Regions from separate parts of the Mus musculus genome. Here region 1 is linked to region 2. The links are chromatin loops, found by intact Hi-C in ENCODE. Cell type or tissue: gastrocnemius. All regions are shown on one strand. Links, peaks and the distances in the headings refer to the core of each region. The heading gives the core; the rest is flanking DNA. Region 1 has its middle 7.2 kb from the start of H4c18. Region 2 holds the start of H2bc6 (H2B clustered histone 6).

Evidence for each region. Hi-C counts contacts between places; a loop is a spot of excess contacts. Peaks named below come from ENCODE experiments on the same cell type or tissue, not always from the same donor. Only the 100,000 strongest peaks of a DNase experiment are listed, where the experiment ranks them.
Region 1: a loop joins it to region 2, with 2.8 times the contacts of the local background. A loop is called at or near these places in 5 of 42 quality-filtered maps.

The regions. Positions count from the first base shown.
Region 1 is chr13:21,823,502-21,826,427 of GRCm38, reverse strand. No RefSeq gene overlaps it. Among named protein-coding and RNA genes, the nearest start is that of H4c18, 7.2 kb to the left of the region's middle. In gastrocnemius, for the core only: no CTCF peak of the experiment used is centred there; no DNase peak of the experiment used is centred there.
Region 2 is chr13:23,618,387-23,621,312 of GRCm38, reverse strand. It overlaps H2bc6 (H2B clustered histone 6), which reads left to right and starts at 219. Exons shown (of 2, transcript NM_001177653.1): 1 at 219-397. In gastrocnemius, for the core only: no CTCF peak of the experiment used is centred there; DNase peaks (open chromatin) are centred at 465 and 1,451; H3K4me3 peaks cover 803 bases; H3K27ac peaks cover 666 bases.

The DNA of each region.
Region 1 (2,926 bases), core at 178-2,677, 1.8 Mb after region 2:
GTGGAAAGTGCAGGTGAGGCAAGGGCAAGGACTCCACCCTAGGTCGGTTAGGTCAATGGAAGACCAACTGTGGCAAACAATTCAGGTCTGTTTAGCCTACTCAAGGCTGGGGAAAGGCACAATTCCCCTGTTTTTGTTTTTGTTTTAAGGTGAGCTGGACTTGGGATTTACTTGTTGTCCATGATCCCCTCTAGGGTATAGAGTGGCTAGGCGGCCATGTCTGTCTTATGTCCTTGTCTCCTTCTTACCTGTTGTAGAGGACAAACATGGCTTTTTGGTGTTTGTCTCTATCTTAGGTCGAAAGGGGCTCAAGAACAGGCCTTCAAAAGTACTTTCTTTCCCATTCAGACAAAAGCCACGAAGGACATATGAACATGGACTCAATGCATGTCTTCATAGTGATAACTGCCACGGTGAACAGCTGAGCTTGCTGAAAGTGATCCTGTGTGAATGCAACCAATCTGGTTAAGATACAAAGTCCAAACGTTAAAAGCAACAAGATTAAAGTTGTCTGTGGGAGTATCCCAGGTATTCAATTCAGGTGCTAATTGGCAAAGATCAAACACAAAGTCTGGCCACCAGGTTTATAGGGGGTGGCTTTGAGAATTGATAGAAAACACTCTCTCTCCAGTAATCGTGGAGACTACAGTCCAGGTTAACTCAGCTGGCTGATAAGGATTTTGAGCCATCTTCATCGTTGGTATCAATAATCATTAGAAGGCTTGTGATCTGTATCCACTTGATAAACAAATCTTTCAGGAGCCATTGGGATCCATTTTCTTTTTGTGAAAAAACATCAACAGAACCTTGCCCCCATATTATGTACAGTATTTCAATCATGCCATGTGCCAGTAAGAGGATCCTTCCATTTCACCTAGGTGTGACCAAGCCTAGTTGTAGGGTGCCATAGACACTCAGCAGAGAGGTCTTTGGCATCAAAATTTTTAAAAATTTTAAAACAAAAAGAGCATTTTTAAATAATGTGGTGTACAGGGATATAATTCCCCCTATTATTTTCTTAAAGATGATATTGTTTTAAAGTTCCACAATACCTTGTATTTGACAATTATAAAGAATCACAGTAATATGGGTAATATTAAATTGTCTACAAAACATCTCATATGCTTGACTGTAATAGCCAGTTCCATTATCTGTTTTATTTTTTTTAAAGATTTATTTATTTATTATATATGAGTACACCTTAGCTGTCCTCAGACACACCAGAAGAGGGTATCAGATCTCATTACAGATGGTTGTGAGCCACCATGAGGTTGCTGGGATTTAAACTCAGGACCTCTGGAAGAGCAGTCAGTGCTCTTAACCACTGAGCCATCTCTCCAGCCCCCTCCATTGTCTGTTTTAAATTTGATTTGGAACACAAAGCTTAGAAAAATAATGCAGGCAATGACTAATTACATTTTTAGTTGCTTCTCCTGTTAAAACAGTTGCAATTAGAAAGCCTGAAAAGGTATAAATAGTCGCATGTGTATATTTTACTTTTCAAAAATCAGAAATATGAGTAACATCCATTTGCAATAATTGATTAGGTGTAAGACCTTGAGGATTAACAAAAATTATGTGGTACAGGTAGAAATTGAGGACACTGAGAACAAGTCTTTACAATTTGACTTGCACATTCTCTAGAAATACCAAATTGCTGTCTCAAGCTATTACTATTTTGATGATGGAAACATGAGATTGTATGGCCAATTGTTCCAGTGTAAGGCCTATAACTGGCACGGTATACAAATCTGCTGTGGCGTTGCCCTAAAGGGTCTGTCCAGGCAATCTAGTATGAGCTCTTAAATGTCCAAAGGCAGTCCTTTAAAGGATCAGTACTTTTCCTGAACTTGAGCTGTATTTGCATAAACAATTGTAAAATTTGAGAACTAGCAGTATCTAAAAAAGGAACAATTTCAAGCAATTGCAAACCATGATCTATATATTGGCTACCAGTATGCAAATTAAAAGCTTGGTTTTTCAACATTTTAAAAACAGTGCCTACAGCATGTATTTCAATTATTTGTGCTGAAGTGGAGGGAAACTCAAGAGAATAAACATGTGATGCAATCACATGTTTCTCTCCCATAGATGAGCTGTCTATTAATATAGTAGTAGATGCATTCTTTATGGGATAAATTTACAGGAAATACAAAAAGCAAAATTGACAACCATTATCCAAAAGACAAGTTGTTTCAATTTGAGTGAAAGAAGAGTGCATGTGGTATGTGTGTGTTATGTGTATGAAGTGTGTGTGAAAGAGTGAAAGGAGAACGCACAGAGGTGTGTGTGGGCGTGAGAGTTCAAGAAAATAAAAGCACAGAGGAGAAAAGCAGAGAGCACAAGAGAATGCAGAGAGAGTGTGTGCAGCCTCAAGCTGTGAATGAGCGAGAGAGAAAGAGAGCAGAGAGTGAAAGAGAAGAGAAACTTTAAGCCTTGAAAACTTGCCTGTCAGCTTGTACCCAAAAAAGCAGTCTGTGTATATTTATTATGCCCCTTGCAGATATCCCTGCTTCCAGTTGAGAACTCTGACCCTGTGTCGAGGCTGGACCCAGACATTCACTTGCTTGATTTTTTTCTTAATCACAGATATGGGTGAGCTAAAATTCCTGAGCCTGTGATCAAACTGCAGCCAATGGAACACTGGCAGTTTAACAATAATTTTTAAGTTTCTTTTGCAATATTAGAGCAAAACCATAAATTTGAAAAGCAAAATTCAATCTTTACAGTGTAGACATCTATTCTCTTTAGAATCAATGAGTATTACTTTCAAATTACAAAGTTTGGCTGCCAGTTCTCGTATATGAATGCACGACAGTGCAACTTTTAATACTTCATTAAAGAGACATTGTTTTAAATCCTGTCTTATAATTCTAGTTTCTAGGATAAGAATTACAGAAAATATTATCCCAATTTAGTAGTATCT
Region 2 (2,926 bases), core at 256-2,755:
TATAGCAGATTTGTGCAGTTTAATTCGTACGTCCCGATTGGTGAAAGCGAAGTGACAAGACAGCCAATGAGACAGTAGACCTTCAAGTGTCGTTTACGTTCCTGTTCGTGACGAAACACTAAAACTAACCCAATCCTGAAAGAAATCTTATTAACCTCATTTGAATACTGCGTAATGTAAATGAATGTGGTGTTAACTGGTGACGGAGTAGGTATTTTACCAAATGTTTAGTGTGCCCAAGGGAGGGAGTTAAATTTTACACAATCCCTGAGCTGGCGAAGTCCGAGCCTGCCCCACAGAAGGATTCTTAGAAGCTGCCATCAACAAACAGAAGGACAAGGAGCGCAAACGCTACTGAAAGGAGAGCTTCTAGCAAGTGTACAACGTGCTGAAGCAGGTGAGCCCCAACATGAGCATCTTATCCAAGGCCATGGGCATCAATTACATTTTAAAGCACATTGCCTGCATCGTGCCGCATTACAAAAAGCGAGTAACCGTCATATCTCAGTTGATCCAGACTGCCATTCTCCTGCATTGCCCAGGAAGCTGGCAGAGCACCAAGCCTGTTACCAAGAAAACAAACCAAGTGCGCATTTGCACGAATGATTTCAAGGACTTTAAAGAGCCAGGCATTCTTTCAACAAATGAGTTGTTGTTGTTTCAAGTATCCTTAAACTTAAAACTATGCGGTTTTTTGGTTTTTGTTTGTTTGTTTGTTTGTTTGTTTGTTTTTTCTCAATCTGTTGGACATGTGATCAAGAAGTATAGGCCAAGTTAGCCCGGAATTTTCAATCCTTCCCAAGTGAAATTTATTCCCGTGTACTACCATGCCTGCCAGGGTTCTCATGCTTCAAACTTGTGTTTATGTGAACTCGGTGGTGCCCTGGAAATGAGGGTGATCGTAATGGTTTCAGGGAACCACACACTCACTGGCACATACATCCACATGGCATACAAGTTCAGAATAGTTAATTTGCTATCAATTATAGGTACTAAAATTAACTAAAGATGTTTTAAGCATGCAGCTCTTTATCTGTGCGCTTACGTATCCAAGTTCCTCTTCTAGAGACTGAACCGACCTTAGCATCCCGAGATTGCTCTCCTTGAGCACAAATGAGCACTCTCAAACAATTTCGTTTCAATTGGAGCTTTTGCTTTCTTCTTCATTCCAACCCACAACCTTTTCTTTTTATAAGGTATGTGTCTTATAGAAAAAGGGTTTAAGACAAGAGTTCCCACAGAAATGTGGTTGTTTGTAGATGCTTGCTTTGCAAGCAGGCCAATTTCAATGTGACTGGATTTGCCACTGGCAGAGATTATGCTCTGGCAGAAGGAAAAGCAATCAGGGATGATTAGGTTCTCTGTTACTGTATCTTAAACAGTTACTTAGTTCACGTCTTTGGCAGCTTTCAACAAGTATGTGTCCTAGGTGCCCCTTGCCCATAGTGGTGGTGCACTTGTTACACCTGGAAAGCAGGAAGCAGGCTGAAGCCAGAAGGAGGAAAATCCAGGTCTGTCAGATGTAGCTGTGTCTTCACCAGGCAGACTGGCATCTTGTGCTTAGGGAAGAGATGATGGCAGAGAAAATAAATCAAGGAAATAGAGAGGCTGAGAAGTAGTGTGGCTAGGAGAAAAGCAAATACAGGTTTTTAAAAAAATCTCAACATGGATCAGGTCGAATTTGAAGTATACTGGATAGGATGGAGGAAGCAGTGAATTTAGAACCTCACGAACTCACACCCTCACGAACAATAACAGGGTCATGTTGTAGGGATAGACTGTTGAGTAATGACACGTTTGATACCACTATAGACAAATAAAAATCCTACTGATGTTTTCCTTTTACAAAATACGACACTGCTCAGGTCAAGGGACATGGCCTGTGTGAAACCCCAAGATCTACAGCTGACTTTTGCCCTGCCTAAACTCTGGTACATAAAGTATTACTTTGACCTTGAAGTAGAGCCTTAAACAGCATCTTGAGCTAGTGATGTTGAGGCACGAGACAAAAGATCTTTCTTCAGCAGAAAATGTAAGTTCACACTGCCAAGCACAACTACACCGAAAAGCTCAAGCTCTGAACTTGGCTCTGGATCAGGCTTACATTCTAGAATACAAATCAACAGATACAGTAGCTAAACTGGACATTTAATTAAGGTTTTGCTAAGGTACTCTTGTGTCTTGGAGCACCAGGGAGATCCAGTACTAATTATTTATTACTTTGCATTCTTAGAACTGTGCATCCGTGTATGAGGTAGAAACACTGGGATCATTGCTGAGAATTTTCTAAAGTTGATGGATTTTCAAGACAAGAAATAAATAAATGAAAATTATTACAAGATGCTCATCATGTTATGCTGACTCGAAGTATAAGCTCTTAACAAATACAGTACTCATTGTCTGGTGGTCCTCTTCTGGCCTCCTGGGGTACACATGCAATGCACATATATAAATATAGGCATATGTATAAATCATACACATACAATAAAAATAATAAATTTCTTGAAAGGAAAGAAAGCCATAGGATGTGGTGGTGCAGGCCTTTAATCCCAGCCACTCAGGAGTTAGAAGCAGGCAGATCTCTATGAGTTTGGCAGACTGGTCTACAAATCAAGCCTATAAAGACCACATAGTGAGACAAAGAGAGAGAAAGAGAGAATATGAAGGAAAGAAAAAGAAAAGCTAACATCATTGTCCTTTCCATAATAATGATTTGGGAGTTTTTAAGTCAAAATATTTGCGTGTGTATGTGTTTAGCGTTTACTGAGTTGCAATTTCCTTCCACCATTTAATTCTCAGTTAGTAATTAGTTATGAATTTTATCCTTTATGTGTTGATATCACATGAAATTACATGCTACTCTTTCTTGACCTCTTTAAAGAAATAGAGTTGGAGTTCCTAATGTTGGTTCTTGCTTGCATTTATA